7 separate regions of the Mus musculus genome follow, and all the other regions are linked to region 7. Evidence: chromatin loops called from intact Hi-C (ENCODE). Cell type or tissue: heart. All regions are shown on one strand. Each heading gives the region's core, and the rest is flanking DNA. Links, peaks and the distances in the headings are about the cores only.

Evidence for each region. Peaks named below come from ENCODE experiments on the same cell type or tissue, not always from the same donor. Only the 100,000 strongest peaks of a DNase experiment are listed, where the experiment ranks them.
Region 1: a loop joins it to region 7, with 3 times the contacts of the local background. A loop is called at or near these places in 2 of 42 quality-filtered maps.
Region 2: a loop joins it to region 7, with 4 times the contacts of the local background. A loop is called at or near these places in 18 of 42 quality-filtered maps.
Region 3: it touches region 7 in a loop (8-fold over the local background); 12 of 42 quality-filtered maps call a loop at or near these places.
Region 4: it touches region 7 in a loop (2.6-fold over the local background); 27 of 42 quality-filtered maps call a loop at or near these places.
Region 5: it touches region 7 in a loop (4-fold over the local background); 7 of 42 quality-filtered maps call a loop at or near these places.
Region 6: it touches region 7 in a loop (4-fold over the local background); 20 of 42 quality-filtered maps call a loop at or near these places.

Annotation. Positions count from the first base shown.
Region 1 is chr1:52,815,294-52,819,702 of GRCm38, reverse strand. Inpp1 (inositol polyphosphate-1-phosphatase) reads left to right here and starts at 2,015. Exons shown (of 6, transcript NM_008384.2): 1 at 2,015-2,301. In heart, for the core only: a CTCF peak has its summit at 2,603; DNase peaks (open chromatin) are centred at 2,072, 2,572 and 3,072; H3K4me3 peaks cover 1,413 bases; H3K27ac peaks cover 1,043 bases.
Region 2 is chr1:52,842,801-52,847,209 of GRCm38, reverse strand. Hibch (3-hydroxyisobutyryl-Coenzyme A hydrolase) reads right to left here and starts at 2,172. Exons shown (of 14, transcript NM_146108.2): 1 at 2,066-2,172. The coding sequence starts at 2,100. In heart, for the core only: a CTCF peak has its summit at 1,952; a DNase peak (open chromatin) is centred at 2,279; H3K4me3 peaks cover 1,850 bases; H3K27ac peaks cover 1,857 bases.
Region 3 is chr1:52,144,200-52,148,608 of GRCm38, reverse strand. It overlaps Stat1 (signal transducer and activator of transcription 1), which reads right to left. Exons shown (of 25, transcript NM_009283.4): 14 at 4,312-4,405; 15 at 3,418-3,459; 16 at 1,232-1,315; 17 at 610-708. Among named protein-coding and RNA genes, the nearest start is that of Stat1, 27 kb to the right of the region's middle. In heart, for the core only: CTCF peaks have their summits at 1,018 (motif pointing left) and 1,862 (motif pointing left); no DNase peak of the experiment used is centred there; H3K27ac peaks cover 1,435 bases.
Region 4 is chr1:52,746,769-52,751,177 of GRCm38, reverse strand. No RefSeq gene overlaps it. Among named protein-coding and RNA genes, the nearest start is that of Mfsd6, 22 kb to the right of the region's middle. In heart, for the core only: a CTCF peak has its summit at 2,708 (motif pointing right); no DNase peak of the experiment used is centred there.
Region 5 is chr1:52,384,702-52,389,110 of GRCm38, reverse strand. No RefSeq gene overlaps it. Among named protein-coding and RNA genes, the nearest start is that of Gm23460, 58 kb to the left of the region's middle. In heart, for the core only: a CTCF peak has its summit at 1,868 (motif pointing left); no DNase peak of the experiment used is centred there.
Region 6 is chr1:52,498,674-52,503,082 of GRCm38, reverse strand. Nab1 (Ngfi-A binding protein 1) reads left to right here and starts at 2,635. Exons shown (of 8, transcript NM_008667.3): 1 at 2,635-2,873. It also overlaps the pseudogene Gm5976. In heart, for the core only: no CTCF peak of the experiment used is centred there; DNase peaks (open chromatin) are centred at 2,492 and 3,162; H3K4me3 peaks cover 2,096 bases; H3K27ac peaks cover 1,966 bases.
Region 7 is chr1:52,628,157-52,632,565 of GRCm38, reverse strand. Nemp2 (nuclear envelope integral membrane protein 2) reads right to left here and starts at 1,861. Exons shown (of 9, transcript NM_001142647.1): 1 at 1,715-1,861. The coding sequence starts at 1,808. In heart, for the core only: CTCF peaks have their summits at 769 and 1,923 (motif pointing right); a DNase peak (open chromatin) is centred at 1,905; H3K4me3 peaks cover 1,393 bases; H3K27ac peaks cover 1,144 bases.

The DNA.
Region 1 (4,409 bases), core at 234-4,233, 190 kb before region 7:
GGATCACAGGGCCCCCAATGGAGGAGCTAGAGAAAGTACCCAAGGAGCTAAAAGGATCTGCAACCCTATAGGGGGAACAACAATATGAACTACCCAGTACCCCCCAGAGCTCGTGTCTCTAGCTGCATATGTATCAGAAGATGGCCTTAGTCGGCCATCAGTGGAAAAAGAGGCCCATTGGTCGTACAAACTTTATCTGCCTCAGTACAGGGGAACGCCAGGGCCAAGAAGTGGGAATGGGTGGGGGATCGTGTGGGGGACTTTTGGGATAGCATTGGAAATGTAACTGAAATAAATACCTAATTAAAAATTATTTTTTATGATTATAACTGTGTGTATGTGAGCACACAGGTGTGCTGTGGCGCATAAATGGAGGCCAGAGCACAATTTTGGGGAGTCAGTCCTCTCTATTCACCATGTGGGTACCAGAAATCCAAGTGAGTTCATCAGGCTTGGTGGCATGCACTTTTACCTGCTGTGCCATCTCATCAGTTATGAGGTAAGACTTACCAGTTATCCAGCTCTTATAGCTGTGTGTTAGAGCTGCAAGAGACTGCTGCAATAGCAATGGCAGCCATAAACATGGAATTCTAAAAGTTTGTGGATTGACATCTAGATCCGGTTTGGTAAAAGGGTCACTAAGTGTGAGTGGCAAAGTTGACAGTGAGGAGGAGGAAATGTGCCTTGATCACCAGCAGTTTGCTCCAAGTGTTAATAGAGATCAGAGCAAGCAAGTGATCCAGTGAGATACGTATTGTAGGGTGGTCTCTGCACCTGCAGAGAAATGGGCTAGAGTCATAGCTCCTACTCTAGCCCCTCCCCAGTTCTGCTCCTAGATACAAATCTACTCCCATTTCCTTATGGTAAATGTCACATTTATATTATTCCTTGATTTTGCTGTCATGGATATGATTTCATAATTAATATCAGCTGTAACACCAAGAATGGACTTAAGAGAATGGAACTAAAGGACAATATGAGGATCTAGGCATGGTAGCACCCATCTGTACTCCCAGCACCCAGAAGGCAGAAGCAGGAGGATAGCGAATTTGAGGCCAGCAAGGGTTATAAAGTGAGACTCTTACCAAAAACAAAACAAAACAAAGTAAAAGTGAGAAAGAAGGCTGAATCCACTGAACCTGTGAGTGAATGGAAGGCGGATGGGGAATGGAAGTGGGTGAGGTGCCATCGCAGTACTGCGCATAAATAAATGGGAGCTTGGGGAGAGGTTGATGAGAAAGCCTGCAGGCTAGAATTGTTGAAGTGCTTCCCAGTTCCAGCCACAGAATAAATCACAGGGAAGCCGGATAAATCTTACCAGGACAGAAGGGCCCAGAGCACTCACAGAGACTCTGAGCCCCTTCTATCCCAAAGTTGAATGTTGCCCTTTTTAAAATTCTTACCCTTGCTGCCCTTTGTCCATCACCACCCATTTCTATTTCCACCTACCACTCCCAACTATATCTTTAAGTCACACTGAGCATTAGTTTAAAAGGGTTGCAGCAAGAGATGAGTTTCCCACCCAACATGTGCTTCTTGCCTGGCTGGGCCTTGACCCACAACTAATAAGGTCCAGAAGACACTGCTTTGACTAAACAAACATGTAGGAACCTAGACGCTTCTATTAGAACAGGGGGACTCATTCTAGCAGGAAGTCCAACTTCACAGCTTCAAACCATCTGTCAAACCCATAACACCAAGGGTTCAAATGAATGGAGGAGGAATATTCTCAAAGACTTTTTGGGTGCTTCTGAAGAAACAATGCACACCAAGAACTGTGGTTGAGGCAACCCTGACCTTTCTGGCCCTCTCAAGCAAATTGACAAAGCTTCACTTGTGACGTCGCGGAGGCCAGACTCAGGCTGGCTGGCGTGGGATGCCCTCGCCCGCCCCAGAAGCAAGAGGCCACCCGCCCCGGGGGAAAGAGGCGGGGCCGGGACCTGGCAGAAACTGGGCTGCACTGCTGGAGCCAAGAGAGGCAGGGCGCCTCCCCGCCTTCGCTGCGGTGACCTCCGGTGTTTTCCTGGCGGCTTGCCCTCCGGCTGTGCCCGCCACAGGAGGATTGCGCCAGGTCCCAGCGCGACCACCTCCAGGCGTTGGCACTCCCTTCCTCCTCTCTCGCCCCTCCTCCGCCTCTTCCGTTTCTCTGGGAAAGGCTGTATCCTCCTTGGGGCTCTGCATCCTCGCTTAGGTAATCCGCTTTCCTGCTTTCGCCACCCCTCCCCGGTGTCCAGCGTCTCCACCTCCGCGCATTTGGGTCCCCGCGAGCCTCGCGCGCTCCATCGCCTCTGCAGAGGGCAGGTGAGTCGGTCTCCGGCCGAAGGCTACTGGCCTCGGCGCCTGGGCCTGCGAGGTACCGGGTCGCTGCATCGAGGCCTCTCCGGCCTGCCCGTGCCCACCCACACAGAGCCCGAACCCCGAACCGAGAGGCTAAGCTCGCGGATCACGCCGCCCCCTTAGCTCTGCAGAAGCCACCGAAAGAAATCCAATCGCCCGCAGAGTAGCTTCTTCTGCTCGGTTCTTTCCATTCCTACCACTAGCCTCTAGGTTGAATGAGGTGATCTGAGAATGGTCAGAAGCAGAGGCCCAGGTTCCACGGGTAGGTGGCGTAGCTGTCAAGAAGTAGGGGAGCAGTTTGCCTGAGAGATGCTTCTAACGTGGATCCACGTTGACTGTCTCTAGAGACCCATTGGATGGGTGTAGACTAAACAGTCCGGGGGTATATTTTTTCTACATTTTGAAGTATGGTTTTGTGAGACATGTCTAGGCAGTGGGTGTGGACAGCATAGAAGGGTGTCATCTAAATTATCTAACCTGGCTTTGGTAAAAATCATATGGACTGTCAGACATGAGGTGTGAAAGAAAAATCTAGGGAATACACGTTAACAAGCGCGGTGTGTACTTTGGAGATTTCTGTCCTTAAAACTAGGACCGGAACACGTGGAAGTTTGCCCACTGTGTGAGGGTGTTCGCGTCAAAAGGACTGCGGCTTGAGGCCGTGCGGACAGGACTCTTAATATATATGTATCCCATGCAGAATGAATCTTTCTGTTTTGTTTTGTTTTGCTTTGCTTTTTTGGCTCCTTGCCCTTAATTCCCAGTTTTAATCAGATGGTAAGACTTAGGTCCACCCACCTGGTAACAATCTAAGGAAGAAAACAACCCCAGGGACTACTTTTGGCTGATGGACTAGCAAGATGACCTCAGTCAGGCATCTGAAAGTACAGAATGAAAGGGAAAATACAGGCAACGGGAAAGCCGATTTTAACCCCTGCACGTGCCTGTTTGCTGTTTTCTTAAGAACTTACATTTAAAGGACTTTTATAATACTTTTGCAGTTAATTCTTAGCAATGAAGAAGACTGTGTAAGACACATAAAGTTACACTTCAGTTTTTGAATAGACTAAGAACTCTTCTTTGCAAGTTTTTGAACTAAGCCACCACTTGCACCTTAGACTCTCACTCTGTAGTGTGAAGTTCATTATTGCACATTTAGATTATACTTGTACTTGGAGTAATTGGAGAAAAAATTCTAATTTATTTTTAGACACAGAAGGCCAATAAAAATACAAGCAATAAAGGTAAATCGTTATATAGGTATTTCCTCTTTTACTTCGATCTTGAATAATAATTAGAAAAATGATGCTTTATTCTATTTCATGTTACACCAAAACTGCCTAAAAGATAAATAAGTAATCAATTAAAAACAAACATCTTCCATTTTAAAGAGTGGCACAGATGTGGACTTTCCCCAGGTGGGAGTCTTGTATAAATGTCTTCCTTAAAATACTTAGGGTGTCCTAAGAAGCTCAGAATGACTCAATGTTGGGCTTTTGTCTGGGTTAGTTTGGAAATAAAAGTGTTGCTTCCTGTTTCTCACAATTAGTATGGAGTTGTGTTTCCTAAACGTAGCTGTTTACTAACAATGGAAGATAATAGTAGAAGGCTAGACAGAGGTGGGGAGGGGCATGGCTCACTGAAGAAGTAGTCCCTGTCTCAAGAACCCATACAAAAGGTGGGTAGGCCTAGCCTTCATCTAGCACTACCAGCATTCGGGAGGCAGAGGTGGATTCTTAGGACAGGCTGACTAGCTAGGGTAGCTGTAGTGAGCTCCAGCTTCAGTGAGAGACCCTGCTACAATAAATAAATGGAGACACCAAACTTCAGCTTTGGGCTTCCAAATGCATGCACACAGGCATCTACAAACACTGGACCATGCATGCATGCACTCGCACATATACCACAACCACCTACACAAAAAGATACTTGGTTGCAACTTGGTCGCAGTGTTTAGCTACAAAGTTAGGGTCTCAGGTGTCCCAGACTGGACTCAAACCCTGGGAGGCAGAGGGTGGCCTTGAGCTTGAGTTTCCTGTTTCCCCCTCTCCAGTGCTGGCATTACAGGCGAG
Region 2 (4,409 bases), core at 93-4,092, 210 kb before region 7:
GTAGGGAGGGAATGAGAGTAAAAGACCAAAGTGCCATGAAGCAGAAGAGCTAGGGAGTAGAGGAGGAGGGCTGACCAGCACACTGACAGCCAGGGGAGGAGAGTGGGGATAGAACCAACAACAGAAACACAGAAACAGTGTGTACAGAACTGCCACAATGAAACTCATAGCTTAGTATCCAACAAAAGACAAAAATGAGTGATAGAGATCATTTAGAGATCTAGCTGACATATAATTGAATTCAATTGCATTTGAAGTACAATTGAAGCATTCGGCATAGGACTCAGAATAATCAACTATACAATACATTTGAAAGTTCTCTTCTTAAAGAAATGCTGTTGAGACAGAGAAAACCACCCAACTGCTAAACTGGCACTGCAATGTTAGGAACACAGGACAGCACCAGAGGAGCAAAGGAAGGCTAAGTTCAATGGCATTAGCCAATCACATCAACCAAGGCACACCCGCCCCTTTCCTTCCAGAAACTCTCCGGATCTCCCTCCAGGTTTGTGGAATCCGCTCCTCTTGACTGCATGACCTTGTCTCCAATCCCTTTTGCTATCCCAGGACTGGATCTAGGAAAGGGAGACCTCAGATCAGTACTGTCCAATTTGGTCCTGGCACTTTACATGTTGAAATGTGGAGTGAAATAGGGACAAGCTGAACCACAGTAATGACAGAATCTTTCTAGATGAAGTTAACTTTGTTAATATACATGCCTCTAAATTATTGTTCCCAAATAATTTAGAATTTGCCATCATCAAGAAGCAACAACAATGATTATGTGAGCAGATGCTATTATTCACCACAAAAGAAAAAAGAGAAGCAAGGCAACTTCTACATGTAACAAAAATACCTGAGTATCGTTGGTGCTTTCTGCTAAAAAGGCACTATTCTTTTTAAGATGTTTTGTTTTGTTCTGTTTTTTGAGACAGGACTTCTCTGTGTAGCCTTGGCTATCCTGGAACTCACTCTATAGACCAGGCTGGCCTTGAACTTAGAAATCCCTGCCTCTATCTCCCAAGTACTGGGATTCAAGGCGTGCGCCACCATGCGCGGCTTAAGATGTGTTTTTAACTATGTATATATGTATGCCCATGTAAGTACAAGTGTCCAATGGATCCAGAAGAAACTATCAGATTCCTTGGAGACGGAGTTAAAGGTAGTTATGAGCCACACGGGAAGCAGAACTTTGTCCTCTTAGCCAGTCCTTTAAGAGCAGTATAGGCTCTTAAAACCGCGGAACCATCTCCCTAACTCCACTGGTAACTACTCATTTAGAACTAAGAAACATTCTATGCCTTTGCAGGAACCTTCCACAACAGACTGTAAGGCATAAGAAACGTGCAGACGGAACAAGGGTGCGTTCCACGTCTGAGATGCTCCTAGACTGCACAGATGTCTAACAGCACACATTTCATCGCCCAAAAGTACTTCAGTGAAGAGTTCCACAGGGGGGAAATTGAAGTTTTTGCGTATGGTACTGGGGAAAAGGAATTACACTAGCCAAAGCTCCTAAAATGGGTGCTACCACATTTCCTTCTGCCAAGGTCCGATTGCAGTGAGAGACACTCTTAGAAAGTTAATATCTGCACTGCTCCGGTCAAGCCACGCTAAATGGTCACAACATTATTCTGTGAGTTCCAATTGCCTGCGCTGCTACTACTGCTAGCTGAAATAATCAAGTTCCTTACCCGGAGCCCAGGTACACAACCTGTCATTTCTGTGTGACTTAAGAAAATACCCTACACAGTAAATCAGGTGGCACGTCCCCACACAGCGCCCAGTTCCAAGAAAGAAAATAAATAGGAGACAAACGGAGGGGGGAGAAAGTTGTGGGACGTCAAGGCCTAACAGATGCTAGAGGACGGAAAATGAAGGTGCTGTTGCAAGAAAAAGAGCAAAGTCAGAGGACGCATGTCGTTGCGATCGCCGCTGAGGTCGCCGCGGGGCAGCAAAGCAGAGGCTGCCATACAAAGGCGACTAGATCTGCGAGACCTGCGGGGACACTTGTGAGCCTTTTCCCCCAAGCCGGCCCTTAGCTCTGCCTTGCTCACCAACTCACCTCGACAGGAGCCGCCACGCATATGGCTGCCCCATGGCCTAAAAACCCAAGAGCAGAAGAAGCAGAGTGTAGTGGTTCCACCGGCTCTGGTAGTTAGACCCGCCCACAGCCCCGCCCACAGCCGATGAGAGCAGAGGAGAGCCGGGGTCACTGATGACAAGTCCTCCGGTGGGCCAGAGCGGCCCAACGCCTACACTTCCGCTGCGCTACGCTCACGGGCCCGGCCGGGCGGGGCGGGGCGGGGCAAAACAGGAGCAGTTAGGAAACCAGCAAGAGCAGTGGGCAGGGCCACACTAGACAGGGCCAGGCCGGGTAAAGGTGGGGCGGGTCCTGGCTAGGGGCGTTAACTAGTGAGGGGAGGAGGAAGAGGAGGAGCCAAGACGAAAGCTGAGAGGTGAGTAACCAAAGCAAAGAGAAAAGTAGAAAAACTTATTTATAATAGCCAGAAGCTGGAAAGAAGCCAGATGTCCTTCAACAGAGGAATGGAGATAGAAAATGTAGTACATTTACACAATGGAGTACTACTCCGCCATTAAAAACAATGACTTCATGAAATTCTTAGGCAAATGGATGGAACTAGAAAGTATCAATCCTGAGTAAGGTGACCCAATCACAAAAGAACACACAGTATGGATATGAGCCCAAAGGCTCGGCAAGATACAATTCACCGACCACAAGAAGCTCAAGAAGAAGGAAGACCAAAGTGTGGGTGCTTTGGTCCTTCTTAGAAGAGGAAATAAAATACCCACAGGAGGAAATACAGAGGCAAGTGTGGAGCAGAGACTGAAGGCAAGGCCATCCAGAGAATGCCCCACCTGGGGATCCATTCCATATATAGTCACCAAACCCAGAGACTTTTTATTGTAGGTGCCAACAAGTGCTTGCTGACAGGCGCCTGATACAGCTATCTCCAGAGAGGCTCTGTCAGAGCCTGACAAAGAGGTGGATGCTCACAGTCAACTATTGGACTGAGCACAGGGTCTCCAATGGAGGAGTTAAAGAAAGGAATGAAGGAGCTGAATTGGTTTGCAACTCCATAGGACAAACAACAATATCAACCAACCAGAACCCCCAGAGCTCCCAGGGACTAAACCACCAACCAAAGAGTACACATGGAGGGACCCATGGCTCCAGGTGCATATGTAGCAGATGATGGCCTTGTCAGGCATCAATGGGAGGAGAGGCCCTTGGTCCTGTGAAGGCTGGATGCCCCAGTGTAGGGGAATGCCAGGATGGGGAAGCCAGAGAGGGGGGTTGGTTGGTTGGGGGAGCATTGTCACAGAAGCAGGGGGAAGGGGGAGGGGATAGGAGGTTTCCATAGGAGAAGGAAAGGAAGAGAGGGGATAACATTTGAAATGTAAATAAAGAAAATATCTAATAAGAAATTTCAAAAACCTTTAAATATAATTTTTTTACTACCACATTTAATGTAAAAAGATTGCATTGCCTTTTCTTTGTAATATTGAGAAACAATAAATACGGTAGTGGTTTTTACTTTAAAAAATGGAAAGGAAAGGAGTTTGCTCCCTAGACTAGGCTGTCTTGAAATGCCCAGTTGATTATCTATGTTTGGCTTTTAAGTTTAATCAGCAGGTATTAATTGATCTGAAGGAGTTTGTGTAATTTTTTTTTTTTTTTTGGTTTTTTGAGACAGGGTTTCTCTGTATAGACCTGGCTGTCCTGGAGCTCACTTTGTAGACCAGGCTGGTCTCGAACTCAGAAATCCACCTGCCTCTGCCTCCCGAGTGCTGGGATGAAAGGCATGTGCCACCATGCCTGGCTGTGTAATTTTAATAATTTTTTAATGAAAAGGTAAATTTAAACCAGACCCGATGACACACACCTATAATTCCAGCACTCAGAAACCTGAAACAGAATGGTCACCTGGGCTACACAGCAAGACCCTGTCTAGGAAAACTAAGTAAATTAAATGTTCTTTGAGTCAGAAACATATGAGATGCATTTGACATTGAGGAAAGACCAGAGTTTAGTACTCTACATAGCTGAACTTGCTTCGAAACATTGCTAATTATCTTCAGAAAAGTTACAGATCCCTCAGTCTTCCTCTGAGACAAAATATCTGATTAAGAGAATGCTCACAAACTAGAAATATCAGTGAAAACATACCTGTTCTGGAAAGCAGCTTATTAAATAAACCCCATATTTAACTGTCCACTGTGGTGATTTGAACATACTTGGCCCAAAGGAGTGGCACTATTTGGACGTGTGGCCTTGTTGGAGTAGGTGTAGCCTTGTTAGAGGAACTGTGTCATTGTGGGCTGGGCTTTAAGACCCTTGTCCTAGCTGCTTGGAAGCCAGTCTTCCAAACAAGGTATTGAACTTT
Region 3 (4,409 bases), core at 108-4,107, 480 kb after region 7:
TTTGTGATTTTTGTTATGACTTCATTGTTTAAAATGGCGCTAGGCATTGGGGGGGGACATCATGGAGAGAGTATAAGCTTCACTCAGGCACGTGGTATGGTGTAACAAGTCGCCAGACAGACTAGATAAGGTGCCTTTAAAAAGAAACACACTCACGTTACCTATACATGGGCTGCCAAGAATGCTGCGACTCAAGGGTTACAGAAGCTGAGCTCTAAATTTTCCCCTGGGAGCAATGATCCTGTATTTGATTAACCAGAGCTCCTGACTACTTTACAGAACACAGTATTTCCTAATGAGAACCAACGGACCAGTCTGCAGTGTCTTCCTGCTCTAAGAAAATGCATGTCCATTTAACAAGTGCATACATTTTAAAGCAAGCAACACAGAAGGACAGCCAGAAAAATAAAGCCATCGACTGCCTGAGTTGGAAAAATCACTGTTCCCGTGCCTGGCACATACGTGTGACTATTTTCCCATCACACAAGGTCCTCACTGGTGCCACGGGGCTTGGGACTATCTTCCCCAACATCTAGTGATGGGAGCAGGCAGCAGCAGCAGCAGCAGCAGCCTTGGTTAACCGTACTAAAGCACATGTGTTTTCCATACCCTGGGCTCTGTCACCAGCATGTTGTACCACAGGATAGACGCCCAGCCACTGGGGAGCTGGCTGACGTTGGAGATCACCACGACAGGAAGAGAGGTGGTCTGAAAGGGAACAAAGACCTTGGAATCATTTCAAGCTCCCTTCTAGTAGCTAAACACTCAACAGTGGCTAGCTAGCACAATCAGGACATTTCTTTTGCAAAATTTTAAGGTTAGTCCAACTCTCCAGCTTCCTAGATCATTAACGTCAACATAGTATTAGCTGGAAAAGACCACTTTGGGGAGAAGAGAGATGGTTCAGTAGTTAAGGGCACTGCCTGATCTTCCAGGGGCCCCAAGTTTGATTCCTAACACTCACATGGTGGCTTATAGCTGTCTGTAACTTGGGTCCCAGGGGATCTGATGCCCTCTTCCGGCCTCTGCAGGCACCACACATACATGTGGTGTACAGACATACATGCAGATAAAACATCCATACACAGAAAAGTTTTTAAATATTGATAATTTTAAAGGGATCCTATTTTTTAACAATTAGGTAAATAAGGCTGAAATAAAAACTGAAAAAATAAGCCTTTGTGGAAGTAAAGATAGCATGTTTTCTCCCTCAGGAAACTGTAACTCTTACCTCCAGGTCAATCACCAAGCCTGGCTGGCACAACTGGGTTTCAAAGCTAAGAGAGTGAAGTTCTTCGGTGACAATGAGAGGCCCCTTCCAAAACAAAAAGAAAAGAGCTCTCAAAACCCAAATAGGTTGTAGAGATCCTCAAACCAGCTGTGATCCAGAACTTGGACTTCAGAACTCAATAATACCCAGATTTTACTATCCCAAGCTTCCTGGTGTTCCCTCAAAGGCGTTTGTAATTATGGCAAGGATTATGTGTTCAGAGACAGAAACGCCAGTGGGAAAAGTGGCAACTACAAGTGGGTTTATCCACGAGCTATGACCCCTTGACCTCCAGCCATCTGCCGGCTCCCACAGACTGCACACCTGGCAGGGGCAGTGGAAGTGAGGGTGGGTCTTAATAGTCAGAGCCTCTCCTGAAAGTGCTAACCCACATATGTTTGATCCTAAGTGCTCTGGTTTGCTAGAAAGGGATAGTTTCAAAGTGACTTCCATACACAGCTCTTCTGTGTCACACCATCTTGGAACTATAGAGATAGCTGCTAGACCTAGAAGGTGACAAAGACTGCGAAGGAGGCGATGTCTGGGCTGCACAGACCAGCATTTGTCTTGTAGCTGCAGTGACCTCCAGTGGTCGTGAAATGGAACGTCAGCCAACAACGTGTGCTCCAAGGACAATTTCAAACCAACCCAGGCCCAGACTATCCCTCCGTTCATCTCTCATCCCCTTATTTTCTTACCCCCAAGTCCCCTCTCTCTGAGAAAGGGTTTCTCTATGTAACAGCCCTGGTTGTCCTGGAACTCTGTAGGCCAGGCTGGCCTTCAACTCAGAGATTCCCCTGCCTCTGCCTCCCAACTGCTGGGATTAAAGGCCTGCACTACCATGCCCAACCATTTCTCATTTTTCAGTCATCAAGAACATAACTTCTAAGGTCCAGGTTGTAAAAACAGGATCTATGACAAAGCAATGCTACGGTGTAGGGGATGCAATGGCAGGGAACCGTCGGCAACACTAGATCTTCAGACTCAGTCACCGTGCTGGCTAACTTCCTGTCAACCCGACACAAGCAAGAGTTATCCGAGAGGAGGGTACCTCAATTCAGGCAGTGCCCCTATAAGGTTCAGCTATATGGCATTTTCTTAATTGGTGATTGATGGGGAGGGCCCAGCCCACTGTGGGTGGCGGTGCCATCCCTGGACTGGGTTCTATAAGAGAGCAGGCTGAGCAAACTAGAGGAAGCAAGCCAGTAAGCAGCACCCCTCCGTAGCCTCTGCATCAGCTCCCATGGAGTGAAAATTCTGAAATTTTGGTTTCTTTTTAAAAAAAACACAGAAATATTCTGAGTATGTCTTCGTTTAAGCTCCAGGTAGGGGGACACGGGGCTGCTTGGGACTGTCCTCGGCAGCTGACTGACGTGCCTCATGCTATAGCAGAAGAAGCACAATTCTGCCAGCTAGAGATAGTTTCTGCAATCGTGTGACATTTGAAATTCTGGGAAGTTTCAGAGGATAAATAAATGCTAGGGCCCTGAGGAGCCTCGAATCCGCAGGAAGTAGTCTAACAATAACATCACTCCAACTTTCCAAGCCCGACTTTATTCTGGGATCTCTTTCCCTTCCTCTCTATCCTTTTTCTTCTCTCTCTCTTATCTAGTGTTAGGGGGTTGAAAGGGTGAGGTTTAAAAAGGGTGGAAGAAAGAAGAACCCACAAAGTAGCAAAAACCAGATGTCCTCCTGCCTCTATGTTCCTCCCTGCTTGAGTTTCTCTCCTGACTTCCTTCAGCAATGGACAATGTGGAAGTTAAGCCAAATAAACACTTTCCTCCCCATTTGCTTTTGTTCGCAGTGTTTCCTTGCAGCAGTGGAAACCCTAACCAAGGCAGTCACCTTCAGCCTCTCCAGCTCTTCTGTGCATTCTGGGGGAAACCATGCTAATGTCCGGGCCTTCATTTCTTTACCCAGGTGAACAATATGAAAGCCCACCACGCCCCGTCCGATTGGCTGTCTTTGTAGGGCCAATGAGACTGTGGGTTAAACTGCCTTTCAACCAGAAAGTACACAGGAGAGTGTTTTTTATCATCCCCACAGATACCCCGAGCCCTCTTCCACATCAGGTCCCAGGACGCTGATGCGTCCTCTCGGAACAGAACAGTTCTGTTAGGACCCGCTAGCCACCCAGAGATGCTCACCTCATTAGTTCTGTTCCCAGCGTTTTTCTGTTCCTTCAGTTGCTGTAAAAGAAGGAACCGAATGGCAGGTTAATCATTAGAGTTGATGTGTTTATTCACAGATCAGTTCCCAGTCATAACTAGAAAGAAAGGTGTGACAACCTCCTAGGAACAAGAGGGGGAAGTGCCTCTTCCTGAAGCCTGGCGAAGTGTGAGTAATCTGAGGGAGGGGACGCCCCAGAACCTAGGTCTGCTGCTCCTGCATGCAATGGGTGCCCAGCACCTTCAGCAGCGATTTCATGGCCCAGGCACACGAAACAGCTTCTGCAGTCTTCCAGCCTCTGCAGTCTTCCAGACCAGGCTCAGCACAGCAGGCTGACCTAGTCTCCTCGTTCAGATTTCAATCCTTGAGATTTAAAGGGCCAATCTGGACACGCTCAGATTTCCAAGCTGGACGGAGGCCCTCGCCTCACATGTCACTCCCGAGCTCTGAAATCTGTAGCTCACCAGCTGGTACCCAGCCCCAACACTGGGTTTATGGAGACCAGAGGAAAGTACCACCCTTCTACCCAATGGAACGAGGCCTCCTGCTCTTGCAGCATTCGTGGTCAAGCTGCTACACACTTGGAAGGCAGGAGAAGTGAGGACTGAAGTGGGGAATGGTTTCCTTAGAATGCTGCTGGAACCTCAGGGGCTGCTCGCAGAGGAGGCGGCAAGTGCTTATATAATTTATGCACATGCAAGTTTATAAAGCACTCTACTGAGGTCCGTACAGCCCCTGTCAAAACACACAGCCAGGAGACTCAGGAGATGAAGAAGGGACCAGCATCCCACCGTCGGGAAAGTATGGGGGTCAATCCTATAAGACTTCCAAAGGACCAGAGATGCATCAAGACATCAAACTGCTCTGCCTACCAGGTGTCGGAACTCAGCTGCCAGACTTCCGTTGGTGGATTCTTCCATGTTCATCACTTTTGTGTGCGTACCCAAGATGTTGAACTTCCGAAATCTAT
Region 4 (4,409 bases), core at 324-4,323, 120 kb before region 7:
GGCCTCTGCAGGCCCATGCGGAATCATCACGTTCCCCTGAGGAACCAGCCACAGGACAGTATAGTATAGAGTATATTAAGGGCATGGGGAAGGGAGTTAAGAGGGTAGTAGAGACAGAGAAAGGCAGAGAGAGAGAGAGAGAGAGAGAGAGAGAGAGAGAGAGAGAGAGAAGAGAGAGAGAGAGAGGAAGAGGAAGAGGAAGAGGAAGAGGAAGAGGAAGAGGAAGAGGAAGAGGAAGAGGAAGAGGAGAGGAGAGGAGAGGCGAGGAGAGGAGAGGAGAGGAGAGGAGAAGAGAAGAGAAGAGAAGAGAAGAGAAGAGAAGAGAAGAAGAGGAGTAGAGGCCAGTCATGAGCATGGGGAGGGGAGGGAATGGGGAGAGGGCAGGAGCAGGAAGGGAAAAGTAAGAGCAAGAGAGCAAGGAGGGGGCAAGCAGCCTCTTTTATAGTAAGTTAGGCTTGCCTGACTGTTGCCAGGTAACTGTGGGGGCAAAGCTTAGACAGAATGCTAGCACTTTATCCCTTTCATTTCCTTTATAAATAAAATGTTTAATAAGCCAATCACCCCTGGACTGGCTTTGAGATCCATGTAGGTTTCACAAAGTTCCATACCCAGGCCACCAAGCTTGCTTTACTGCTCTGTGGTTGACATGTTGAAATTCTCTGAAAGTTTTACCTTCAGACAAGGCCATATGCATGATGGAGGGTTAAGTAGTTTTGAAACGATCCCTAACATTGCATGGTGACATATTTTGCTGTGATGAAAACACAAGGTATAGTCAGTGTCCCATGACAGTGTGACATGGCCCTCAACAGAACACAGATGTGAATTAGTGGCCTTGGCCACTGGGTTCCGAATCATATTCAAACCCCAGACACATCCAGAGCCACTGACAGAGCTTGAGTTGTGTGAGGTTGCCCTAAGGGCCTGAAAGCCACACTCTGAAGCCAGCTTACACATGGTTATTCCCTACCACCTGACCTTGCATAGTACCAGAGACCTTTGCCCCACACCTGCACAGGGTGCTTGTGTTGTGACAGAGCAAGCAGACTTTGGTCACTGGATACCAGACAGAATGAGAAGCCACCATGTGGCTCATGTTCTGCCCATCTCAAGGGAGACCTTTACTCATTGTTTTCCTGCTCTTTGAATGCTGGGGAAAAAATGGACTGAGCACAGGGTTCCCAGTGGAGGAGCTAGAGAAAGAACTCAAGGAGCTTGAAGGGGTTTGCAGCCCCATAGGAGGAACAACAATATGAACTAACCAGTACCCCCAGAGCTCACTGGGACTAAACCACCAACCAAGGAGTACACATGGAGGGACTCATGGCTCCAGCTGCATATATAGCAGAGTATGGCCTTGTGGAACATCAGTGAGAATAGAGGCCCTTGGTCCTGTGAAGGATCAATGCCCCACTATAGGGGAATGCCAGGACAGGGAAGCGGGAGTGGGTGGGTTAGTGAGTAGGTGGTGGGAGGATGGGATAAGGGTGTTTTCAGAGGGGAAATGAGGAAAGGAGAGAACACTTGAAATGTAAATAAAATACCTAGTACAAAATTTTAAAAAAGACAAATTTTTTAACTTACAAAATTATACTTTGATTTTCTCCTTTCTGTAATGAAGTAGAAGAGCTATACAGTATGTGTATATGCACAGATGCACATGTGTGTGTATGTATATATGTATGTGTGCTTGTGTGTGTGTTTTATCTCCTAGCTGTTTTATTCACAGTATCACAGCATCCATGATTTCAGGGGATCCTAGATGTCATGGCCACTGTGATTCAAAGCCAGCAGTTGACAAGTATATATTCATGACTAAGTATCATGGCCGGGTTTCACGGCATGCATGAAGAAGGCAATGGCACTCAGAAAAGATGTACAAGGAGGAAGGCTTACCACAGCCGGTATGATTTGTGTTATTTTCCTGTGTTGTCTAATCACTGATGCTGGAAAGGGTGACACGGAAAGAGGGAAGACAGGGCCACTTTGTTCCTCGTCTCCATGGTGCTTGCTCGCTGGTAAGCCCAAACATAGAGAAAAGTGATAGAATGTGTGGTTAGTAAGCACTGGAATAAACCCACTGGATTAGTATCCTGCACTGTTTGTTTATGGTGCTCTAGCAACAATGAAATACATAGCATGAACTGTGAAGATTGAATTAAGAAAAGCTGGGCATAATTACACGAGTCTTTAATCCCAGCTTGGGGTACAGAGGCAGGCACACCTCTGTGAATTCAAGGCCAGACTGGTTTACTTAGGAAGATCTTATCTCAAAAGAATAAAAAAAAAAAAAAAAAAGAGGGATTTTTGACGTTTTCACATATGTGTTAAACACATCTGCGTTGAAAACAGGTGTTAATGCAATATAAAGATGAGTGGCTAATATTCTTTACCCAGAATGAGGTTAAATATACTCCAAAAGAAAAGGAAATGGTTTTCCATTTGTACTTTAATGGCACCTGTCCCTGCTTTTGGAGTGATCCTCACCTCCAACCCATTTCTCCCTGTACTGTCCCCACAACGGCAATTATTTAGGTCTCAACACTCGATTTTCCACTTATGATCTTACTAGATGTTGTAATTATCTTCTAGTTCGTAGCCTGGCCCAAACCCAAGCCTCAGGGGAATTTAGGATTACTTCAACTGATAGTTCTTTTTAGATAGAGGAAACCTTGATGGTGTTTCAGGATTTACTGTAAAGCTCACACTGCCCACCAGGGGGCACTAACATTTTTTTGTGCAGGCTGATGCAGCTTAAAGACCAATTGTGGAAGTTCCTGACTCTGTTAACCACTTCCAATTGATTACTTTGTAATAACTAAGTTTTAAATGAATCACCTTCCTCAAAAGACCTCTCACTGTGTTTTAAACAAACTGCTTTCCTTAACTCATACCTTTTACTGAGTTTTAAGGTGTTTATTAAAACTCCTTTAAGATATGGAAACTATGGAGAAAAAAACAAAACAAAACAAAACAAAAAACAACATCCAGATTTGACTACTGCATAACACAGAGTTAATTTGTGGAGTTCTTTCTCCGTTGCATAAAGGAACAAGGATTTAAGCCACAGAGTAGAGGGGCCATTTGCAGGATATACTGACTAAGGACTGGAATACACAAGCAATAAAGATCTTTCACAATAAAGTCAACAGGAACAACAGAGAAGGCCAGGTGAAAAGGGCCTCTAAATCCTTGTAAAAGAAAATATTTAAATGATCAGTAAGTACATGAAAGTACTGGCTAGTTTTGTGTCAACTTGACACAGGCTGGAGTTATCACAGAGAAAGGAGCTTCAGTTGGGGAAATGCCTCCATGAGATCCAGCTGTAAGGCATTTTCTCAATTAGTGATCAAGGGGGGAGGTCCCCTTGTGGGTGGTGCCATCTCTGGGCTGGTAGTCTTGGTTCTATAAGAGAGCAGGCTGAGCAAGCCAGGGGAAGCAAGCCAGTAAGGAACATCCCTCCATGGCCTCTGCATCAGCTCCTGCTTCCTGACCTGCTTGAGTTCCAGTCCTGACTTCCTATAGTGATGAACAGCAGTATGGAAGTGTAAGCTGAATAAACCCTTTCCTCCTGAACTTGCTTCTTGGTCATGATGTTTTGTCCAGGAATAGAAATCCTGACTAAGACAGCAACCAATGTCACTAGTTATCAGAAAAGTGCACCAAACCCTCATAGAAACTAAAATTCTCTTGCAAGTCAGGTATGGTAGTCTGCACCTCTGCCCCTAGCATAGAAGAGGCAGAGGCAAAAGAATTCCTGTGAGTTCCAGCCTAACCTAGCTATAGAGTGAGTGCCAAGCCAGCCTGCCCACATAGTTTTAGGTGGAGCTTGTCTTATAGCCTAAATAAGTAAAATAAAGTTTATTTACACTCATGGTGGGAATATGGATTCGTGCAATTACTTTAGGAAAATGCTCATCAGTATTTAATAAAGTTGAATATATGCATATTCTATAACCTCTTTCTTAATACTTAACATGTGAATATATACCAAAAGATGTGTACTATTCACACCAGCCAACATCTGCAGCAGAGTGAGTAGATGCATTATGGTGTGCTGAGATGGAATGACATAGCATGGATGACTGATAATTTCAGAATGATAAATGAGAGCAACACACACAAGTACACACAGTACAAAACCTGGGGCTATAATTAAAGAGGGTTGGTTGTGAGCTGCCATGTGGGTGCTAGGACATGAACTCAGGTCCTCCAGAAGAGCAGCCAGTGCCCTTAACTTCCCAGCCATCTCTGGCTCCAGGAATGCAGGTATTCTTAGCTGAAGAAAGCAAGCAGGCCCAAGCCTGCACTACTATTCTGGTGCTAAGAATTACCACTCTTACTCCATTCAAGATTGTCAGAGTTCCCTATAGAACCAGTTCAAGATGTGGGATTATACAGCCTGGTCA
Region 5 (4,409 bases), core at 281-4,280, 240 kb after region 7:
CATAAAGGTTCATCTCACCCTCCCTGTTGTATTTGTGACTTAGAGATGACATCATCAAATGACCTGAGTTTACACAAGAAGGAAGTCTTACGTGACTAACAGTTTGTTCAGAATGCTGTGCTAGGCTTGGTATCAGGGCTGGAAACAGCACTCAACAGCAGTACTTCTTACACATGTGCCCTAGGTGATTTACAAATGAAAAACAGCGACGAAAATGTCTTCATTGTTTTTGTTAAATTCATCTCTGCAAAATCTATAGCCTCACAATTCATGTTAATGACAATGAGCTGCTTGAACAATAGAGACACATGAGGATCCCTGTGTGTGTTTGCACGTGTATATGCATAGAAGGGTTTTGAAGGCAGTTCCCAGTCTCAATATATGAAAAAAGATGTAAATGTTTTTAATATGAACATAATAAAGAATGGTAACAGAATTATAAAATGTCAGGTTACATTTTAAGGATGACAGACGACATTTCCCAGTAATATCTATGTAACCCATCTTAAAAATCTATGCTTCTTTCTCTTTGAGTTCTGCTCTGTGTTAATTTAAGATTTATAATAGTATACACAGAGAGAGAGAGAGAGAGAGAGAGAGAGAGAGAGAGAGAGAGAGAGAGAGAGAGAGAGAGAGAGAGAGAGGCTGAAAACCACAGCTTTAATTGAAAACTGGTATAAAAAAAGAAAGTCATTATGCAGAGCTCTGAGCAGCCTCTGAGTTCTGACACACATCCGTGCTCTTTGGACCTCTCCTCCCACGCACCAGCAGATGCTGTCTAAAACACATGCCCCCACGTTCACACCTCCACGTTCAGCCTCACAGAGTCCTGACACATTTGTTCTTTCTCCTTCATCTAAGAGAAGCAGCATGAAGGAGAAAAGTGTACAGAAGACTGAGGAGTGGGTGCCCGTGTGTGTGTGTGCGCACATGTTTGTGTGTGTACATGTGTGTTATCCAAAGCCTTCAGTAAAATAATTTGTTTTAAAACAAAAAGGCTTTCAGTAGAACTGATGAAAATGTACAACCAGCTCTCCTGGGCCAAATCCACAAGCTTAGAAGTTGTAATAACTTAGAGTTTAATCCAATCCAACTTTGATCACAATATATCTGTGTAAATACAATAAATCAATGTTATTTGAGAAAGAGGTATAAGGCAATATTGAGTTATCTTTCCAATGATAGAGGAATATTAAATTCTCCAGGTCAGGTGTTTTGCTCTGGAGATTGAAATCTCTCTGGTTTTGCCCTATATTTAGGCTTAGAAGTACACAATTAGGTTAGACATTTAAAAGAACACAAGAGAACCATCAATGCTACTGATAAAAACACACAAGCTGAGACTTGAGACAGGCCCCAGTTGCCAAGCAGGATGTGACAGTCTCTCTGGAAACAACAGGGGAGGCATGTGTCGATGAGGCCGAGAAGCAACTTGTGCTTTCCATGATAATTCTTTAAATCATGAATATTGGAGATTCTGTCAAGCAGTAAAATTATAACAAACCGGGTAGAAAGAGTTACACCTCCTCTAACAAGTAGAAAGAGCTCACTTTTAGTGCAGACCCTGATTCTTAGGAATCAATGGAATTTGGGTCACAGGTGCCAGAAAGCCTGACCAAAAGTGTCACATGGGGAAACTTATTGGCTCCTGTAACTGAAAAGCCTAGTCGCATAGACCCTGCGTGGCAGGGGGGTCGAATTCACCTTCTGATTGTCTTCTGCATGGTTTCAGGTACCCTGGTCACTCCACTCTCAGGTTAAGACTAGCAAGCAAGAATAAATGACCTTCTGGAATGGAGTTGAACCCTGGGTGCAACCCTGAGCAAATAACCATGACTGGGAAAATGTGTGCAAGCTGGTATGGCCCTCTTCTGGGAGAGGGCAGAAGTGTAGTCTTGCTTAATCAAATGAACATGGGTAGTGGGGAAGAGGAAAAGGGTATAACTAACACAGTATGGATAAGTATGCCCTAGTATAGGGGAATGCCAGGCCCAGGAATTGGGAGTGGGTGGGTTGGGGAGCAGGGGGAAAGGGGAGTGGATATGGAATTTTTGGAGGGGAAACTAGGAAAGGGGATAACATTTGAAATGTAAACAAAGAAAATATCTAATAAAAAAAGGCGGGGGAAGATGAGGAACATTGCAGGAAATGAATGAATGGTTTTTGCTCCTGCAGGTGTTTTTAAGCCACCTAGACTAGGATATTTTGTTACAACAGCTATAACCAACAATGCTGGGATGCTAAGAATCCTCCCATTTCCTCCCATTCAAAATTGCCTTTCTCCAGTTAGGAGTTCTCCAGAAGAAAAAGTGTACTGAATTCGGTTTTTATGTCCAGGTAGAATCTAGAAGAGTCCATAATAGTCATATAATAAGAGTTTCATGTGTGGTGACTAGGTGTTAGACCTACTAGGTTGTAGAATACACTTTTCTAACAGACCCCAGAATATCAACCAAGGGGAGTGTTTACTTATGCCTGTGCCAGCAATCTGGAAATGCTGGACAGTCTTTGTTGGGAAGGTGGCTCTGTTTCTGGGGATCACAGGCTTCCTTCTGCCGACTGTTTCACCTCTCCCCGTTTTCCTTGTTGAAGTTTGCTGACTACCCCCACAGCTGCACTGTAGTCTGAAGGAAGAGGAAAGAAGATGTGATTGGCAAGCAGCTTTCTTTGAGGACTGTGATGCATATGTGTCCTGGGCAAAACTTAGTCAGTTGTCTACAGTGCATGCGTGTCATTCTGTGGTGATACGCATGTGTCAAGGAATGACCGAGACGATACCCTCTGACAGTGGAGACTCAGGAAGGTCCAGGGAAGAGAGAAATATTATGAAAGCAGAGATGGGTCAGTTATTGACTTCTTCATACATCATTATGTGGAGGGAGGAGGTAGGAGCAATGGAGAAGGCACCTCACTTTCTCACAATATTATCAGAAAAAAAAGCATAGATAGGGTTACTTAGAGGGGGATATAGCTGCAAATGCTGTCTTTAAGTGGGATGCGCCACACTGAGATTGAGGACATAGGTTAGACTAATATGACCTGATGATTAGCAGGCAGATATGATCTGTTCTTTTTGTGTGTGTGTGAAAATAGATTCTTTTCTCATATACTATATTCTAATTACGGTTTCCTGTACCTCTACTCCAAGTTCCTCCCCACCTCTCCTCCCATCCAGTTCCACTCCCCTTATGTCTCTCATTTAAAAAAAAACCAGCAGTATTCTGAGATAGTAATAAGATATAGTAACATAGAACATAATAAGATTGTTATGGAATTTCAAGACTATTGGGAGAAGACCACCACCAGACTCAATTCAGATTATAATTAGCCAAATTTATTAAAACTGCTTAGCAGGGGTTTAATCTCTAACTCAATTCAGAGATGTGTCACCCAGAACTGGGTGAAGAAAAGGCTTTTAAAGGGGAGAACCACAATCACTTCATGTCTGCAAAGTTTATAGCTACACGAGGATCTGCCTTACTCCCCCTGCACACAGCAATAAGCAAGTTTACAGAAGCCAGAGCAAGCAGTTAATCATTTTACCTCAGCAATATGAGCTATAGTTCCATCTCATGGACTGGACCTTAAATCAAATCAAACGTGGGTTGGTTACTTCCACAAGTTTTGTGCCACTATTGCCCTAATACATCTTGAAGGCATGGCACCATTGTAGATCAAAGAGTTTGTCACTGGTTTGGATTTGATGTTTCTTTTTTGGTAACATACAGAGTACCTTTCTGTACAAAAGATCCTATGACATAGGAGTGAAAGCTCCTTATAGGCTCTGTGTAGTCACAGGATCAGCTTCTCCATGTTCAATGAGTTTTGTAGGTGTTATCTTCAGCAGCAGAGCTCTTCCATCAATTTGTAGAAAACAACAAATTGTCCTGGCAACACACTGGTTTGTTTAAAGACTCCTTTGGCAAACAACTCACTTAAATGTAACCCAATCCCTGTCCTGGAAGCTCCATTTGGTAACAAGAAATAGCCAGTTGGGGCTCGGTCTCCCCCATTATTTGGCAACTTTGCTTAGATCACCTTCATACATGTATATATTTTAGGAAGTTTCTACTGTATTAGGTTTCCATACTACCCTTCAAATGCCTCTTAATTTTAGCTGTCTGTCCCAATTATTCCTTTCTTAAACTCCCCTCTACCCTCCTCACTTGATCTCCTGTTCTAGCCCTCCCCCATTGATCTGTAATCACCTATTCTATTTCTCTTCCCTACCAAAATCTATCTGTACAATCTAATCCTTTACTCTATACTTAACCTCTCTGGTTGTATGAATTATAGTTTGGTTATCATTAACCTAATATCAAATATAAGTGAATGCATACCATATTAGTCTTTCTGGGTTTGGAATATTTCACTTGCGATGATTTTTTTTTCTAGTTCCATCGATTGGC
Region 6 (4,409 bases), core at 95-4,094, 130 kb after region 7:
GGGGACCCCTCCCTACTCTCTTGAATACCATCAATAAAGTTCACTGCACACACACACACACCCCAAAAAAGAGAAATGTTCAGGTATCCTTAAGGCTCTTTCTGGAATGTGGGATGAGACAGGAACCTCCCATTTTAAAGAATTTTAGTTCTATTTCACTGTGACATGGATTCAAGGGAGTGCCAAGTTGATAGTTGTGTTGATAGTCCATGAATCTATTAATATAGGAAATAAAGAATTGAAGAGAAACAGATCATGTTCCTTAGCTTTTAGGCTTTCTTTTGATCTTTTATTTTTGCTGTTTTATAGAAAAGTTCTGGGAACAGAACCATGGTTTAAACTGTGGTTTAACCACGGTTATTTGTGTCCTCAGAACTTAACTTTGGTATTTAATTAACACTTAACAAGACGTACTGGAGAAAATGAGTAATTTAAGCATACAGGTATTTATGGTAAAATCAAACCAGAAGAAACAAAGCTACTGCAGGGTTCTTTTTAACAAAAGATATCCAAATGGTCTCAAGAAGAACCATTTGTGTTGCCACGTTCTCTTAGAACTGCCTGGGACTGCCTCCAAGAAATTCTAAAACGGTCTAATCTCTCCCAGAGGGCCTTCAGAGAACAACCCCACTCCATAATTGTTACCTTACAGAATGTATCCCTTCTCCTCCCACTAAGGCACCAAGGAGCTAGAAGACCTCCACTCTGAGAGCAGGGAGGTGGAGTTTAGGAATGGGAAGGACGGCATGCACAGAATCAATGCTTTCTCCTCCAACTTGTCTCACATACAGGTGAACATCTCAGGCCTGTCGAACAGTCCTGTTGACTACAGTGTGCCCATAAAGAACCTGATGCCTAAAAGCTTAAAATTTTTTTCTTTCATTTTCTTTCCTCCCACCACCTCTCCCAGAAACCATAGGGCATTTAAGCAAAGCATAGTGGGCCCAGAATGCCATTCTTAATGTGGGAAGAACACACTATCTAATGTGCCCAGAACATAAACAAGGAAGGACTTGAGTGGTTAACTGTAAAAAGGATCAGCCCCAGACACATTTCCTTGTCGGTATAGCCTTCAGCAGGGCAGAAGCACGCCCTACCGGAGCACAGCATGCAATTTGGACTCAATTCTGGAGAACGCTGTGCAGTGCAGGTGAGCTCACCAAGTTGACTAATCACTAACTGCGTGGCATAAAGCTACACGCACCCCTCCCCCTAGGCTTTTCAGAAGCAACAATGTTTGCAAACCATCAGAGTTCCCAGTGAAGAATTAGAAGAATTTTGCGGATTTCATTGCTCGACTACCCATTAACCTCTACCTTTCCACACCGGCCAAGAAATTGTCTCAGTAGCCCTGACTGTACTACAACCACCCAAATTAAATTCCTCTTCGCTGAGCAGGAGCATAAACACTGACAATTGGAGTGGCAGGGAGACACTTGTAGCTGTTATTTCTTCTGAAGAATTTGAGGAACTAAGAATAATTATTTAAAATACCAACTATTCTAGACAGGCTTGTCACTAACAGGGAAGATATTTCAGCTTAAATGTATACTTAACCATGTAACTATATGTTTATATATTTATGCATTTAAGTACATATCTATTCCATTGACATCACTCATTTGTAGAACATGTTTTTACAAAAAGAAAAAATGGTTTATTTAATAAGGTCTTTTTCTTTCAATATTATCATCCCACCCATTGTTGCAACATAAAGATGTGGTTTAAAGAATTTCTCTTCTCAAAGAATGCCTTGTATCCCCTTCAACCAAGTAGGCACACTCTGGGAGGCCAGCCAGGAAGTGGGAACGGCCTCCTATATAAAACTGGATTTTTATATGTACATTAAAACAGGATTCTACCTGTATTGCAGTAAGAGCACACCATTAAAACTTGAATTCTTTTCTTTGAAACCCCCTCCCCAAGGAAGGCAAAAATAGATTTAATTTTTTTCCCCTTAAAATTTTGGCAATAGCTTTAGCTTTTGAGGTGCTGTAACACTTTCTTTGGCTAGAAAAGTTTATGCAAACCAAGCTCAAAATGTCTACACCTTGCCTTAAGAACTCTATTTTGACACGCTCAAGACAGCACCAGGAGTGTGTCATTTGCCTACAGGAAGACAACAGAGAATGGCCTGTAAAGTAACACAAGGTTTCCAGACATGAAAAGGGTGTCATTAAGCCACCAGGCCAGAGTTTCCCTTTCCTCCCTCCTCAAACCAGGCCTGGGCGAGGGTGGGGACAGGGTGGAGTGGGCGAGGAGGGACAGGTCCGCACCGCACCTGCGGTTCTGTACCCCCCCCACCCCCTCCCTCCTGGGCGGGCCCGGTGCGGGGCTTGGCAGGCAGCGCTGTCCGCGGATCCACGGAAGCCTCCTCCTCCTCCGACCCGCGCGCGCGCCCCCACCCGCGCGCTCCCAGCTGCCGTGGGAATGGGCCACCCCCGGGACCGCGCCGAGCCTCAGCCCCGCCGGCCCCCACCCCCGCCCCGCGGCCGCCCACGCCGGGATCTGCGTCACTCGGCCGCGCGTGGGCGGGAGCCGGAGCGGCGAATGGAGCAAGAGCGGAATCTCCCGATGTGACAGCGCGCGGGGCGGGGCGGGGGCGGCGGAGGTGGCGGGGGAGGGAGAGGGAGAGGCCGAGGGAGGGGCGGCGGGAGAGGCCTAGGGAGGGCGCCCGGGGCCGCCGCCGCCCGCCTCCGCCCGAGCCTCCGCCCGCGCGACCGAGCGAGCGCCGTCGGGGCGGGCGGGGGACGGAGCGCGCGCCCACCGCGTCCCTGCCCCCCTCGATGGGCGCGGGGGCGTCCCGGCCGCCGCAGCCGCCGCAGGAGCCCGGCAGAGCCGTCGTCGCGGAGCGCGCCGCAGCTGCGGGCCGCGTAGGTACCGGGAGGGCCTCGAGATGGAGCGGGGGGCGCGGACGCGTGGCTCGGCGGGGCCGTCGCGTCCTGCCGGGCGGGGGGCGCGGGCTGTGCGGGGAGGACGCGCTCGCGGGCCCGCGTGGGGTGCCAGCTCCGGGGCGACCAGGGACTTCCGAAAAGTGCCGCTGAGTCTCCGCTTTCTTCCTGTTATCCGCCCCTTCCTACTGTAGTTGTGTTTTCAGAGCGGAAGGAGAGTTTTGCTTGGAAGTGGCTTTCAGAAACTTGGCACCCAGGTGCAGGGAAGCGGGAGTCGCCGAGCCTTTGAGGCTGAGTGGGGAATGTGCAGACACGTGTAGGACAGAGAAGCTTTGGACGCAGGTGTGTGACCTTACGGGGACAGACACCGAAGTACGGTCAACCCGGGAGATCTGCAAGGAATCTCCTGGGTAGAGCTGGAATTTGCGTCTGTAGGTTGAGCTGACCAAGTTTTGCAGCGGGCGACCAGCGGGAACCGTGCCCTGGCTCAGGGAGGCTTGGGAAATTTTGGATTGCCTGCTAATTTACAATTTGATCCGAAAGAGCTGGTTTGGAGTAAGTTGTCACTACCGATTGGTTTGCCAGTGACGTGCCTGCCAACTTTACGGAGTGCAAAGATCAGAATCTCTAAGGAGATTCTAAGATCTCGTATAAAAATATTTTGGCAGTTTTAATAGTTAATATTAGATTGCATAGGAGCAGAGGAACCGAATTTAAAATAAGATTAGTCACATCCGAAATGGTTCGCTGTTTTGTACACGCAGCGAATTACCCTTTTTAAATATTCACTTTTTGAAAAATCTTTCTTTGTACAATATATGTTATGACATTTATAATTCATCTGCCGGTTTTAAGAAGAGATACTGGAGAGAGGATGTATAGGGTCCATTGTATCGGATAGCCGACCAGGGTGGAGGCTATCTTCCTGAGATTCAAAGAGCTGCTTCACACCCAGCTTCTGTGCCAGCACAAGTGACTTGGATTGAAGGTTTCTTCCTCCAGCTTGCATCTTTTGAGACATTTAATTCTGTTCTTTCAGTAAGCTCAAGCAGATAAATAAGTATGCTGTTGAGAATTTGTAGATAGGCAGTGCAGTCAGCCTTCTTCATCTCTGTTTCCAGTTTAGATACTGGAACATTACATCTTGAAAGAAAATAATTTCAAGAAGTGCTAGGGAGATAATTTGTTTCTTTCTTTCTTTCTTTCTTTTCTTTTTCTTTTTTTTTTTTTTTTTTTTTTTTTTTTTTGACTTGACCATCTTATGCTTAGCCTGCCATTCCACTACTGAGCATGCTTTTTCTCTCCTGAGGCCCAGTCTCCTGTTGTGTGGGACTGTATTAGTGACAGCATGGGGCACTGGAAATTTTACTTCATTCTGTCCTTTAGTTGTGAATATATTTCAGATGACAAATTCTTAAGATTCATCTAGATGATACAGAAAATTTTAGTGAGCTATTATGCCTAATAAATTTCATCAAGTACGTAGATTATAATTGCATAATCATACCTAAACTAAAA
Region 7 (4,409 bases), core at 126-4,125:
AAGGTCTGAAAATATTAAATGAAAAAAATCTTTCAAAGTAGAAATATGTAAGTTCAAATAATTTTTCCACAATATTTTATTGTAATGAATTGTAATAACTATCTCTTGCTCTGATTTATAATTATAAATCTCTTGCTGTGATATGTAATGTACACACACACACACACACACACACACACTGGGTGGGGGGGGGCATGTAAGGTTCGGTACTGCAGTGCTTTTTTAAAAAATACATTCCCTGTGGGTGAGAGAGATTATTGTCTAGCTGTCTCATCACAGGCCCCTCATAAGACCATAGCTTTTACAGTAGCAGCAGTTCTTAGACCTAGCCAACCAAGGGTTCCCAAGGTGTCACTCAACACTGCAGGACAGTGATCCCCTCCTATGTGAACGTAAGGAATATCTGGAATGGCAAGACAGAAGTTGCCATTTTCTTTTCAGCTGTGAACTGGAATTTTATCATCTCCTGGGTATCTTACACTTCTCAGAAAGAAAGTCCTGGTGAACATTTACATGCGTCTTTAACACAACTGAGGACTATTAAGCTAGGCGCAACAGTACAGCTCTGAAAACCCTTCACCTGGGAGGTAGAGGCAGGAATGTTGTACAGCCAAGGCCAGCCTGGTCTATGTAAAAATCTCCAGATCTGCTAGGGCTATATGGTGACCCATACAGCAGCAAAACTTGAAAAACTGAGTTCCTTGAAGCAAATAAAAGGAGCAGAAATAATACCTGTGTGCCCTGGAGAATACGACACCTACAGGTTAAATCAACAACTGCACTAGAGCCCAAGATTCTGAATCTATATAACTACTTCTACCCCTCTGCTGCCACGCCCAGGAGCCCTCCTCCTCAAACTGTTTTATATTTTCACAAGTACCTATTATATTTACTACCAATTCTTTGTTCTCTAGCATGTAAAATGGGCATATATGAATAATCAGTATAAGACAATGCAGTTAGAGCAAATCAGCCCTGCATAGCACAAAATAGTTAATTAACACATTCCTGTTCAATGAAAAGCTGACCACAGACCGTCCCCTAAGGTGTAACTCACTGCAAGATACCAGTATGGGCACAAGGTGTGACAGAAGCTAATAACTGCTTACTGAACATCCATTCTCTCTTTCAGTCTTAGACACCCTACTAACTTTGTCGGTGTCGGAATATTATCCAATTGAAAGTCTGTATCTTGACAGCCTCCCTTGAGTCTGTAAGTGACCATGTAATGAAGAATACAAACAAGCAATCTTTTGAAGGATGTAGTGAATGGTAGAAATAAATGTTAAACTCGTGGAGACTGCGTTTTGCTGCTACAGCTTTCTGAGCCAGAATCTTAAGCACCCCAAACAGTCTGAGTAGCTCACTGAGACTTCCTGTGCACCTGGTTCAATGCTGGAGCATCAGCAGTATTTTGCATATGACCAGCTACCCAGGTCACAGCAGCCAATCAGAAACAGAATTTCGGTTCCTTTCTGAAGCTTCTATCCTTCTCTAGCCTTGAGTTTCCTGAGATTTCTGAAGACAGATAAAATAAGGTTTCAGACATAAACTGCAGACAAAGGGCCAGCTGTGCGGTTGTCCAGCGGTGTGATCCTGAACAAACCAAAACACTGAAGTATCCGATGCCCGCAGACAGGGGCGGGGCCTGGCCGCGGCCGCGCGTGACCCTGCGGCGCCGAAAGGAGGCCCCCCCGCCCGGAGCCGGGGTTACCTGACATCGCTGCCTCCTCGTCGTGCACCGCGCTCGCTGGCAGTGTAGCCAGGGGCTGCAGCCAGAGCACCAGCCACCACAACCTAGGCAGCATCGCGGCCAGAGCGGCGGAAGTGGCGCAGCGGACCAAGAGCGGGAAAGCGGAGGGAGGGGATTGCAGGGGCGGAGCCGGCTGCGGCCCCGCCCTTCCGCGGTCCGCCGAGCGGCTCTCCCAGTGGCCTCCAGGGGGCGATCACCTGCCTTCCCGATTCTTGCTCCTGGGCCAGCTTGCAGAGTTGGCGGGCAGTTTAAAACACGCCGGAGCCCCGCGCAGGGTTCTCAGAGCACTGGTGCGGGCCACTCAGAAAGGCAGGCTCTTCACATGCACCCTCTCAGAAATAAGACCAGCAAGCCCCACTTAGACAAAAGCCTGACTTGTTTGTTTGTTTGTCCCTCCTTTCACCTCTTCCTTTTTTTTTTTTTAAGCAACAAGTTGAGAAATTTGGTGCTTAAATAATTTGTGTCTAAGCTCATGAACACAGTATCTTTCAAAAAAAAAAAAAAAACCCAAAAGGGTTATATAAGTTCACTATTAATAAAGTGTTACTTTAATAGAGATCTGGAGGCTGGAGAGATGGTCCAGTGCTTAGGAACACTTATCGCTCTTCCAGAGAACCCATGTTTCCCAGCGTGCACATGGCAGCAGCCCCAAACATATGTAACTACAGTTTCATGGAATCAACTGCCCTCTTCTGAATTCTGCAGACATATGGTACACAGACATACACACAAGCTAAACACCCATACACTTAAATTAAAAAATAAGCCTTCTTTTAAAAATGAGATTGTATTTTTAAAAATTCAAAGATATAGTGAGTGTTCTAAACATAACCAACCTGGCAGAGATGATAGCTCTCTAAAGTCAGCCTATTGAGACAGAAGACTCCAAGAAACTGGAATGCTGCACAGTAAACCACTCTGGGGAGCAGAGAAAGCCACCACCAACCACAAGAGAATAGTCTGTCCTAGAAAGAGACTCACAGTTTCTGAGCCCTATGGTTTATTGATGATCAGGATAATTCTGTGTTAAGAGCAAGCCTTCTTTGGTCTCTGGAAACCTTTCAGTGTGACTTACTATTTCATACTTGAAGTAGGGCAGAAGAGTGTGGTGGTAGTGGACTGTAATCCCACCATTTGAGAAACAGAGTTAATGATGGGTAAGGTGAGCCTAAGTGGCATAGGGGATCCAAGGCTAGTCTGGCTACATGAGACCTAATTTAACCTTCCTCTGATCCCCATCCCTGCCCCACCACACACACAAAGCTAGAGTAAGAAGTTGTGTTCTTTTCTCTAATTCCAGTCTTCCACTAACAGCACTAAGCTCGATATAATAGAAATCTTTTTTTTTTAATAACTCAGCTTCAATTTTTTTTAATGGTCTAAATAGGAAAGAATGTCTCTGAGTTATCTAAAGGAGGCTTTCACCAAATGCCCCGTATATGTGTATACCTAGTATGTGGCTGTAAAAGCTCAGAGTTTTTTTTTTTAAGGAAATTATTAGGGGCTGATTTTTAAAAATAAACCTTCATTATTGGAATCTGTCCTTTATCATTTTTTTTCCCTGGATCCCCTTGGTATGCCTCTTGCAAAGCAACTTTTTGCTCCAATTCTGTTCAAACTGGTTTGGTTAATTTGGGATAATGCTAAGGAAAGCAACTGAAAGAAACATATCACCAAATGACTAATGTACTTTCTTAAAGCTGTCTTCAATAGATAGAGAACAAGCAGAGACATATGTTTGCAGCGCTGATCAAAAAACAAAACAAAACAAAACAAAATTAAACCATCTAATTACTAAATTGGTAGATGAATTGAATAGGTTGTTTTCAAAGGTAAAAATACAAATGGTCAATAAATATTTAATATCCTTAGGTATGGTGGCTATTTTTGGTCATCAACTTGACTACATCTGGAATTAATTTAAACTCAAATGGCTGTGTACACCTTTGAGGAATTTTTCTTTTCATCATTTGAAGTGGGAAGACATACTTTTACTCCAGATCTTTCTTTGTCCTATATAAAGGACATGGAAGAAGGAAGCTTGCTCTTTTTTGTCGCGTCCGCTCTCGACCAGCAAGAACGACACGACCACCAGTCCTTCTAACGGCAGTTTATTCAGCAAACTTCCGTCTTCATCTCTCTCGCTTCAACTTTTTCTTCATCTATCTCCCACGAACCCCGGGCCTCTCACTCTTATATACTCTCAGTCCTCATCCACTCACAGCAGGCCATGTCACCTCACCAAGGCACGCAGCTTCAGCCAATCAGGGCGGCAGGGGCATGTCTCCACCAAATATGGACTTGTTTAAACCACCAGCATCATGGCGCACCTGTGCAGCTCTCACGACGGTTGTGGCTTATTTTCAGGTGTATGAGGAAGTCAGGTGCAAGTCATAAGACTTAGCTGCAGTCCCTGGCGCCTTCTTGGGACTGCTGCCACACCCGCTCCTCACACTTTTTCTGTGATTCCTCTTGCTAAGTCCATTCCTTTACTGTTATCAGAGCCTACCAGAAGACCAGCTGAGACATCCATCCATAGGGACTGAATAATTGCTAGATTCTTGGGCCTCCCATTAATAAACAGCAATTGTTGAAGGAGATGGTGCATAGTAAGCCATTCTATCAGTTCTGTTCCTCTGGAGGTCGCTGACTAATA